3 separate regions of the Homo sapiens genome follow, and all the other regions are linked to region 2. Evidence: chromatin contacts called from ENCODE Hi-C or POLR2A ChIA-PET data. All regions are on one chromosome and are shown on one strand. Each heading gives the region's core, a stretch centred on a gene start or an enhancer-like site at or near the end of the contact. The rest is flanking DNA. Distances are from core to core; before and after follow the strand shown. Region 1 has its middle 9.8 kb from the start of RUNX2-AS1. Region 2 has its middle 170 kb from the start of RUNX2-AS1. Region 3 overlaps CLIC5 (chloride intracellular channel 5).

Region 1 (3,358 bases), core at 705-3,204, 160 kb after region 2:
TTTAAAAATGGAGTATACATGTTTTACTTTACATTGAAGGTATTCTGCTATAATATCATCCTTTCATTTTTACACACTTTAAAATAGTTTGTTTGTTAATTTCCCAAAAACGTTTGGGGGATCTTCTGTGAGGTCAATTCCCAGGTATGTTGTGGGTTTAGCTGTCATTGTGAGTGGTATTTCATGTTCTATCATCATTTCTCAATGGTAACTGCTGGTGGATAACGAATCTTGAACCAGGCAATCTTGCTGGGGAAGGGAAAATATAAATAACACAATGAAGGAGACTCTTACTGATCTGTGTTGCAAACTCTGGAGTTGGGTCTGCACCTGTGGTCTAAGAGGCTGGGGTAGGGTGTGGCAGGGTGAGAGTGGGGGTGGGGGGCCTCTCCATCTGTCACTGATGGTGTGTTCCACGCTTTTCATAACTGAGACTTCTGCAGGCCTGCTACGTGTGCACCTGGCATGTCCTGACACCACACCACTGCCCCACTGACTATCCAGCACACAGGCACTGCCCACGAAGTAAGCTATCATTTCCTTAAAAATCCCTAAACTTCCTCATATCTTTCTACAGAGTCTCACTGAGGCTCTAAGCCCATAATCTCTCCTGTAAATATATTGGCAGGAAGCAGCCCTGGCTCTGTCCTCTCTCTCCTTAAGTGGCATTTGTGCCCTCCAAGCTATCCTGGTAGGTTTAAGATGGCCTCCAGGATCTGGCAGATGGTATTGGATGGAATTCATTATTCTAGGGCACACCTATTGGTTCAATAACATCTGAAGAACTGTGGAATGATCTGAGCATCAAAGGTTTCGGGTCTTGGCTTGTCCCTCTTATCACCACCACCATCATCTCTGCTAAGTCATTCCATTGTTATCATAACTTCTTAGCTCCCCAGTGATTTACTAACTATGCCATTTTGCAGGTATAAAATGAGCTGGACAATATATACTCTTTGTCCACATCCATGGAGTGCTGGGAATAAGTTTTTGAGAGCCTTGTCAAAAGACTCTAGGTAGTCAAATCCTCCTTAGCTAATGTTTGTGCAGGAATAAGAAATGCTAACTCTTACTAGCTGGGTTCAACTTTTTCCCCACTGACTTGCCTTCTAAATGCAGTGAGTCATCCAATACCTTCAATAACTACAGCAGTGGCTCTCGATCACCTGGGAGCTTAGAGCACATACCTACACGTGGACCCCACCCCAGAGAAACTGAATCAGAATTTCCCTATCTATCTGCTGTGCCAAGAGTGTCATGTTCTGCTCTCTGAGACCAAGTAGAACACTTGGGTGGGGGTGAAGGAGCGGGGTGGAGAACCTGTCCTCTGACCCCACCTTTCTCTAACCACATCTAAGTGAAAAACCACAAAACCAAGTAAACAGGCAACTGAGGGTTGATACAGTGATTGAAAAGGGGCGGGGGTGTGGGGTAATGAGGATGGATAAAGACAAGAGACCACATCACATTAACAGAGTCTTTCTCAAATTCAGACCTCACACTCCATGGTGGAAGGGATCTTCGGGTGCCAGGGTCAAGTTGCTGACACTGCCCTGGGAAGGACTGTACCCTGCCAGTGTCCAGGCTGGAGGGGCTGAGCTCAGCTAACTAGAGGCTTCAGCACCCTTTCCTCCCTGCACCCTCCAGGGGGCCCTCCCGCCCCTCCCTGGTGGCCCCCCCAGCCTCGCACACGCTCTTCATTATCACCACCGTTGCCTGTGCTTCTCGGGTGTTCCACCCATCTCTGGTCTCCGCCCTGAGTGAGGGGATTAACTTCCTGCAATGCCACAGCTGCAGCAGGCTGTTTCTGCAACGGGCAGCAGGGGGGCCACATGGCCCAGGAGGATGTGTATCCAACAACTAAGGGTGCTGAATACTCATTCTGGGGGAACTTGGGGTGGGAGAGTTTGCTCTCTGGGGCATTTCTGAGAAAGGGGGAAATTGGCATTTGGAGGCCTTGTCTGACACCTTCACCATAGTTACCAAAAAACAGAAAGAACGTTGCTGCCATCTCCATTATCCTCCTGAAGTGGCTTCTCTTTCCCCATGCGGTTCCTCTTTGCTTCCTCCCCATAATAAGAAATGCCTTTTATTGAATGCTGGCCATGTACCAAGTGCATTCATGTGCTCTCTTCAGTAATATTCTGTTTGTAGATGAAGAAACTGGGGCCGACGGAAACGAGACTCAGCTTGTTAGTAAAGTCAGAGGTGGTGCTCAAAGGGCCTGACCATCATTAACCAAATCCATCAGAACTCAGAGCCATGTGGGCAATTCTGATGGGAGCAGCATAAGCAAGAGTTGGGAGCACCCACAGGCTTTGGATCAAACAGTTACTTAGCTCTTCAGTTTCCAACCTCATCTGTAAAAGAGGACAACAGCACCTACTTCATAGGGTTGTTTGAGGAAATAACACAGGAGGGACATTTAAGACCAAGTCAGGTGTAGCATGGGAGCTTCATAAAGTAGCCATTTTATTATTAATCTCATTGTTAGTTTTAGAAATATAACTGCCAAACATTTACTCACTCATTCAGTAAATATTGATAGAGGGCCCTGTACCCATCACTAAGGTACATCTGTGAACCAAAAATCAAGCGTTACTATCAGTTGATGGGTTCATTCTCACCCCAGTTGGAAAGCCCACTGTGGAAAGCAGGTCACCATTGGAAGGTTGCCTGGAAATTCTGGGATTGTCAGAGGACAAGGACGAGTGTTTTGAGATGAAGTGGCCACCTCTCTTCCAGCATCCTTGAATACTGGAACCAAGGCTCAGGATGGTCTGTCCCATGAACAGGAGGGTTGTGGGGAGGAGAAGAGACCAATCCTTATTAAGCACCTTCAGGTAAGATTCCTGAAACTCCTGATACAGCAAATGCTTGTAGGAGGCACTTGAGATGCTCTCAGAGGCCATGAAGTCAAAGCATTCAATAGCACAGACTGACACGTAAGAGAAGATATAGTCCTGTGCTGAAGAACTCCAGGTCTGGAGTCAAATTTCTTCGCTTCCCATTGTCTACACCCCTAGCTAGCTTGGGTGCTCTGAGCAAGTGGTTTATTCTCTCAGACTTGATGTCCTCAGCTAGAAAACAAATGGAAATGATAGAATCACTGGTCTCATAAAATCTGGAGGTGTCAATGGGAGGATATGTAAAAAGAGACTCAACAAATTTTACCCATTACTATGATCTGTCAGTCTTTCTTACTACTCCAAGAAGAAAGTCTGGGTGTGCTGGTGAGTCCAACACTTTCTAATCTTCCCTTTAACAGGAAAGGAGCAATCCTCAGGCCCACAGCCTTCTACAGGTAAGATAACCTCGTTAGGACTTCATGACATTGCTTTATTTTCATGGTGTGCGG
Region 2 (3,768 bases), core at 1,184-3,683:
CAAAAATAATTCTTGCTACTAGTTGTTTTTGTTTTGTTTTGCTTTTGCTCACCCAGTGGCGTCTAACATAGGGATGGCAAATACTATCCATGTAAATACTTGTTATATGTACTTCCACTTCTCTACCCAGAGTAGACATTACTAACCGTTCTTGGCACATTTTCTCACTGATCCAGACTGCTTCAGAAGTCTCCGGAGTGTCATGCTGTATGAATCTATTATGTAGCATTCAAGATGAAATAAAATTATCATTCCCAGATCCGTGGTACATGGTATCTAATAAGCATCTACTTATTAAATTTTTATTGAATGGTGATGAATAGATAAATGGATTAATGAATGGATGAACAAGTAGGTGATTCAACTGTAGACCTCTCTAAATGCAGCAAACTGTTTTGTTTGTTCATACCATCGATCACAAGAGAAACCAAGTAAGGTGGAGTTGGAGCAGGGTTGGGTATTTACTGGAGACGAACAATTCCAGCTCATGCTTGAAGCCTCGAAGTCATGGTGACAACTACATCTCTAAACACCCGAATACAGGAGAAAATGGCTCTGGAACCCACTTGCTGCGATTGTCCAGAAACAAGAGTTACTACAGTGGAGCCTCATTCATTTGTTTATTCGATAAATCTTCATTTCATCAGTCAGGCTCCCAGCAGGATGTGGATAATGGAGGAAACAGATAACCTCAGATGGAGTCATTTTATGAGTTTAATGAAGAGACTACTACCAAGGATAGCACAGTACCCTGAGGCTAGAAACGGAGGGAGCCATCACCCTCCCTGAGCCCAAGAGGAGCTGCTGTTTCAGTAGAGGGACTCAACCAACCTGTATGCAGGTTTACTCCTGGTTCCTCCATGGGCTGCACGAAAGGGAAGCCGGGGGCGAGGGAGCCCACTGATATAGTTCATAAAAGTCAGCTTCCTGGCCCAACGCAGGGAGGAAGTGTAGCGAGTGGACCTGGAAGGACAAAGTAGATCAACACAAAGCTGGGCAGTAGCATTGAGCAATACCTTGTCCTAGACAGTGAGGGCTCAACAGTGAACAAAACAAACAAGGTCCTTATTCATAGGAAGCTTAGAGTCTAATGGGGGAGGAGAAATGTTGAACTAATTAATATGTTAAAATAAGATGATTTCAAGATATTTTAGAAAACACAAAGCTAGTGGTACATAACAATATTATTTCTATTACATTTTCCTAAATTAAAAAATTAACCATCACCAACAGATAATGCAGATGCCAGGAGACAGCACTTGGCCTAACTGACTGTTTATTCTTAAAAAGGAAACCAGGCACTATTTTCCTATCTTGTCTTTTGATCACATGCTTGCTTCCAAAGTCATTCTCTCTTTGATAGTTTGAGAAAACAAATTTTTGGTTTTGGAACGGGCGCCTTGTTTAATCCTGGTTTCTGCAATCTTGGTAAATCAGGGAGAAAGATATGTCCAGTGGGCAACACAAGAATGTTTTATTTGCGTAAGAAAAAGAAAATAGATTTTTTTTTCTGAGTTGCAGGAATAGAGTTTTGACCATATTTTGGTGTTTAACATCCGTTCATCTCAAAAAACTTTTTTATTTCCAATCTGTTCTTGATTCTATTCAAAGAGAACTATGACATCTCTCTCCATTAATAATATTTTAAAGCTTATTATCCTATAGGCTCTTTCTTAAAGGTTAGGAAAGGAAGCTGCTTTGGCCAGAAGTTTTGGAGGTTTTCTCTGGGGGGGTACCTGAAGGTTGGCAAGTGGGTGGGGGTGGAATAGAGGAAGAGTGTTTATCACCAGGACACCAAGTTCTGATCCCCAAATCAACAAGCCATGCCCCAAGTTAGGAAAACGGAGAAGGGCTGGCTGGACTTCAGAAAGACATGCAAACAAATTTACCATACAGTGGGTTCACGATATTAAATTAAGTATTCAGCAATCACAAATCTTATAACACATTCCAGAACAATCGAGTGTGTGAGAGAGAATGAGACCTCAAACCAGCTGAGCCAGTATTTAAAGCCTTTTTAATTTAACAGAACCCATTTTTTATGGTATCCAGGATATGTTTCTGGCTTTTCAAGCTGTCACATGATCTCTTGTCCAGATGTGAGGGTGTATATCTGGGACTGGACCAGCCAAAAACCGCAGCACTTTCCTTCAGCTTGTAGCTTGTTACTGTAACTCAACCGTACTCCTCTCAGCTACAGAAGCCCCACATTAATATGTGGTACAACAACAATAACACAGGAGGGGATAAAGTTAACCAAAACATTCACATGAATCTGGAAAAGAGGAGAGGCGCGGGGCGGGGCTGGGGTGGAGAAGGAAGGAGAGCCAAGTCAGATAGGTTTATTTGTCAGCTCCACACAACACTGAAAATGAAACCTCCAAGTGTGTGGTGGTCTGAAAACTTCCCTTTTTCTCACCTACTGTGAACAGCTTTTACCCAAGGACAAGACTTCCTGGAGCTTTCTTCAGGAAATTAGCAAATGCCTCTGTTTGGAACGTCAGGTTTCAGGAACCCACAGCAAGGCCAGAAAGTGCCTCAAGAACCACAGAGTGTAGAGCTTCTCCTTCAAAGAAATTTCTGGAAGCCCAGGCCTTCACCACAGAGTGGGCAGAAACAGGAGGGAGAGGGCAACCGCCTGCCTGCCTGACTTTGCACCTTTGCCAATGACCTCTGAGGGACCAGCTCATAAAGCTGCTCAGATGGCTTCTGTCAATCAATCACATTCGTCACGAGGTTTCTTTGTGTATAAAGTGGGGACAGTAATAGAACCTGCCTGGAGGGGATGTTTTTAGGAGTAGAGGAAAGCACTTAGCATCTTCCCTGCCTCAGTGAGTGCTTTCATTCATTCTTGAATCCACAAATATTGACAGAGCACCTACTATGCACCCCTGTTCTAGAGGCCTGGGCTACCTCTCTGAACAAAACAGACAAAGATCCTGACCACAAGGATCTTACTTACATAAGAACAGGGGGAAAAACAATATAATAAACAAGAAAACAAATTCATACCTACAAAGGCAACATGAGCCAAGGCAAAAAGGGGAGAAAAAGCCTGCTCTGGAGACCGCGGCATCCGGAGAGCAGGCGCCATGTAATAAAGTGATAAGGAAGGTGGCTTTTGAATTAATTAAACAAAGCAAACGTCATTTATAATAATCTTGTCTTAATTCACAAAGGACGTCTTTCACCCCAGGGGGCTCTTTCACCCTATGTCTAGCCCTAACAAGTGGCTTCATTAGAACAGATGTGCACAGCCGGATAGTGCTGGGGAGCCTCAGAGGCCTCCCCCATTGAAGATCCTGCTCCCCTTTCTGCCCAGCCCACCTCGGAGGCTCACCAGGCCTAGAACTGCACCTCTGACTGGTCACGAGTTGGAATAAGTGGTCTCTCTTGAACACACATTGTGCAACTGGCTCTGGCCGGCTCACCCTTAAAGCAGAGAGGGTAAGGCAAGGAGAGCTCCATGTCCCCTTTCATGCTATTCTGATTCTCCTCTAAAGGGGCACGAAAGGTGTGAGCCAACAATGTATTAAGGGGAAGCCTTGTATTCTTCTTCGCCTTAACTCCCATCCTTGCAGTGCCACAGAACGGACACCGGAAGAGAATTCTATCCCGGGCCCTTCCACGACACACTCTACTTTCAGGACACTTTTCCTTCTTCCTTCGAGTGTCAATCCTTCCAAATCCTCTGTGCACTGCTCGGTTTGACTTCAGCTCCAGTGGTGAAAGGGAAGATTTATTTCCAAAACGTTCTGTGGAGAGTGT
Region 3 (3,440 bases), core at 114-2,613, 180 kb before region 2:
TTCACATCTGTTATGATGAAGGCTTTCGGCTGGGGGACTGTGGTTCTGGCTGTAGAGTCAGAATGAAAGGAACAGCTGAATATCCCTGTTCATGTCAGCATTTCAGGGCAGAGGATGAGTCAAGCACGATGTTTACTGAGCAGAGCCAGAGGCAAGAGCCACTTTTTTCTTGCAGCTCTAAGAATTTTTTGTTGCTTTTTTTGTATGCTTTGTTTCTCATACATCAGCATCATCATGCGTTGCACATACACATTGTACATAACAACTGCTTACAGCATGCCGGGCACTGTACTAAGCCCTCTGCAGGTGATGACTCAATTATTGCTCCCAGCAACCCTCTAAGGTATGCCATGTTATGATCTCCACTTTGCAGAGAAGGAAACAAGCACCGGTTAAGCAACCTGCCCAAGCTAGTATGTGTCAGGGTCAGGACCCCAGCCCAGGCAGCTGGTCCCATGATCTGTGCTCTTGACTTGCGTATATTAACATTTAATATAATCCACTATTTAATATGTATGTAGTGCTGAATTAAACAAGAGTGTGTCATTTAGGAAATGGTGATCAAATCAGTTCACGATCCGATGAATACTCAATGAATGACTACCATGTGTATTTCCTTAAATATACTCAACACTTCCCACCTTCCCCATCAGGGTCCTCACCCAGCAATCCATGTGGGGAAAGGGGCACAAAGTTGGCCCACAGTGGGCACCGAATAGATGCCTGTTTAACAAATAAAAGAATGGGCAACTGGAAGAGAATTTGTAGGATATTCACAGAATCACCAAATCCAGTAATTATTTCAGTCTAGCATTGCAGTGGCACAGAGGCAGTTTTTAAGTTTGTGAATGGCTCTTATGTAAAAGATGTGGCTATTTGAGGATGAAACAAGACAAAATGTGGTGAATGTACTTCAGCCTAAGTGTTTTGGGGGAGGGAGAATTGAGAAAAATCTCTAGGTCTAAACGCTGGAACGGATGACTGATAAAGTTAGAATCTCTCTTAACCAGCTCATTCTAAGTGTGTGAGCATCCGCATTAAACCTAATCTATGGCCTGATACTTAAAAATAACCTGTTATAAAGTAACCATAAAAAAACTCACAGATTTCAGCCTGATTCATTTGGCCACATAAACTACAATCAGCATTAATAGCTTCCGTCAGCATTTATGCCGTACTTTCTATTAGCACGATGGGTTCTACAATCATTTATGAGTTTCTGGAAAGTCTAATAGAAAACACACGTACATGTTCTCTGTGGAAAATACACAATAGGTTTTTGGGGAGTTTTTTGTTTGTTTGTTTGTTTGCTCAGGGATAAGCCAGAAGGTGTCGCCACTGCCCCATGGCTAAAGTCTGGGCCGGGTTCCCTAACCAGAACTTCTCCCCTGATCACTCCTGAGCTCGCTAGCTCTGCAGCTTCCTCCCACATTCAGTCAGTCTCTCTCTCTCTCTCTCTCTCTATCTCTCTCTCTTTCTCTCTCTCTCTCTTCCTCCCTTCTCCTGTTGATAAATAAACATTCAGGCAGCTTACATGCTACAGATGAGTACACAAAAGGAAACTTAATTCGAAGACCTAAGTGATAATCTTTCTCTTCAAATCTACTGTGGCTTTTAAGAGGTTTAGAAAATTATTTGGATCTGGAGTCCCTACCTCCCTTCATACTTTAAGAAAATATTATACTAAAGGCATGCTAAAGTTGTCCTAAATGTTTACCATGCTGGTGTTTTAAACATAGCCAAATACTGGCCAAAGTCTCTTGCCTTTAAAAAAAATATGCATTTTGTTGTTGTACTAATACTTCTGAACATACGCCAAATATAAGGGTGATTTGTGGAGCTGTATTAAATAAAAAGATGCTTCTTTATAAGAATCCCCTATAGAGCTTGGGGAAGCAGCTATGTGGAGAATCTGTGTCTTCCTTAAGAAAGTTTCTGAATTCCTTGGAAATACATCAGAAAACACCCCATTCTCCCCACCACAGAGGAGGGTGGGCAACCAACAGTGTCCTATATCCCAACCCACCATAATTGTAAGACTTAAACGCTATCTTTCAAATAAAGAATCATTTACTGGCTTCTTACTGGAAAGAACTATAGGAGCTTGTCATTTAATTCATCCTCCCCTCTGAGGCTGAAATTCTTTCTAGAACAAACAAATAATACCCATGGCACCACGTGCTGCACACTCTCTGTAGCCCAGCTGACGCCACACGAGGGAACAGTGGGGAATCTGTTGAAGTTGCCATTGCATTTTGCTTTCTCATAAACCGCTGTTTGTCTTTCTGCCTTTCCTGTTTTTAGCAGTGCCTAGAAACGGAGGCCTGGGAATTGCCTCCCCCATGTGAGCCCCTGGGTTGTTCACACCCAGGGCCAATTTGACAACATCCTCCTCTCTGGCTATGAGGCCAAGTCCAGTGTTCTTGGTTCAGTGCCAAAGGTGGACATGAACTCTCTAAACTGTCAAACTAAGAAAATGTGACACACCCATGTGGCCTGGAGAGAGCAAAGCCAAACCCAAAGAGATGCTTCCAGGCAACTTTAGATCCCTAACATGTTAGGAAAGTCAAGAGCAAGCTTCATCCTGCAAGCTCTCCAGGATTCTCCTTGGACCTGGAACATGCTAGGATGTTCAGATAAACTTCACTTCAGACACTGAATTTCTGCCTTGAGCTATCTCTTCTCTCATCTTTCTCTCGGTGTCTTCTTCCCCTTCATCCTCTCATAAACCCAAGTTCTATAGCTGTAATAATAATAATAGCAGTTAACTTTAATCAAGTCTCACTCTGCACCAGACACTAGATGATGTGAACCTGTGAACAAGCATAACTGAGGATTCAAACCCAAATCTCTTATGGCAGAGTGAATGTGCTGCTCTGCTACTGTGTTTGTTATCAGAAGCCATGGCTCCCCGACATACTCGACCCAGATTCTCTGTTTCTTCCTTGATGAAACCAGTGACATGCAAACATAGCCAGAGGGCCCAGGCACAGCAGAGAGCGTCCCATCAGACCTGATAGAAAGTCCCCTTCCCATCTTCTAAAACCTTGCTGCCATTTCTGACTTCATGTGGTCTAAGAATCTGGTGTAGACATTATTTAAAAGACAAAGGGACCTGAAAATCAGCCCCCCCTTACCTGCCATGAGTCCTAGAAAGGTCACTGCGGATGAGAAAACCCCAGTTTCCACCTGCTTTATAATTTTGCCTTTGTGTGGTCATTCATACTCATATAACCTAACTGTAACTGGGCTACTGTTCTCTTTCTTTAAGGACTTTGGCAACTGAGAAAAAAGCTACATGACTCATTTCTAAAACCTGAAAGATGAATGCAGATCTTTATGTAAAGTTTTCTGGTGGGGGAGGGGATTGGTTACACTGCCCATCACAGAGCTGAACATCCTCAAAATCCCCTTAGAATATCTTTGCCTCTCCTCAAAAT

The links. Hi-C counts contacts between places; a loop is a spot of excess contacts on that map. ChIA-PET counts read pairs that join two places held with the same protein, here RNA polymerase II (POLR2A). Pooled maps may share reads with other maps.
Region 1: POLR2A ChIA-PET joins it to region 2 with 10 read pairs in activated CD8-positive, alpha-beta memory T cell. The contact joins two enhancer-like sites. A Hi-C loop is called at or near these places in 6 of 50 pooled maps. POLR2A ChIA-PET finds 5 or more read pairs at or near these places in 3 of 52 experiments (HEK293, activated CD4-positive, alpha-beta T cell and activated CD8-positive, alpha-beta memory T cell).
Region 3: a map of ovary shows a loop between it and region 2 (3-fold over the local background). The contact joins two enhancer-like sites. A Hi-C loop is called at or near these places in 2 of 168 maps with a recorded cell type or tissue (GM12878 and ovary), 30 of 37 single-sample maps with no recorded cell type and 17 of 50 pooled maps. POLR2A ChIA-PET finds 5 or more read pairs at or near these places in 3 of 52 experiments (activated CD4-positive, alpha-beta memory T cell, activated CD8-positive, alpha-beta memory T cell and activated naive CD4-positive, alpha-beta T cell).

The regions. Positions count from the first base shown.
Region 1 is chr6:45,584,872-45,588,229 of GRCh38, reverse strand. No RefSeq gene overlaps it. Among named protein-coding and RNA genes, the nearest start is that of RUNX2-AS1, 9.8 kb to the right of the region's middle. Within about 2 kb of position 1,954, at least 4 of the 41 ENCODE cell types and tissues checked have a DNase peak (open chromatin) inside an H3K27ac peak, as active enhancers do.
Region 2 is chr6:45,740,441-45,744,208 of GRCh38, reverse strand. No RefSeq gene overlaps it. Among named protein-coding and RNA genes, the nearest start is that of RUNX2-AS1, 170 kb to the right of the region's middle. Within about 2 kb of position 2,433, at least 7 of the 41 ENCODE cell types and tissues checked have a DNase peak (open chromatin) inside an H3K27ac peak, as active enhancers do.
Region 3 is chr6:45,920,859-45,924,298 of GRCh38, reverse strand. The region is part of intron 4 of CLIC5 (chloride intracellular channel 5); the gene reads left to right. Among named protein-coding and RNA genes, the nearest start is that of CLIC5, 93 kb to the left of the region's middle. Within about 2 kb of position 1,363, at least 2 of the 41 ENCODE cell types and tissues checked have a DNase peak (open chromatin) inside an H3K27ac peak, as active enhancers do.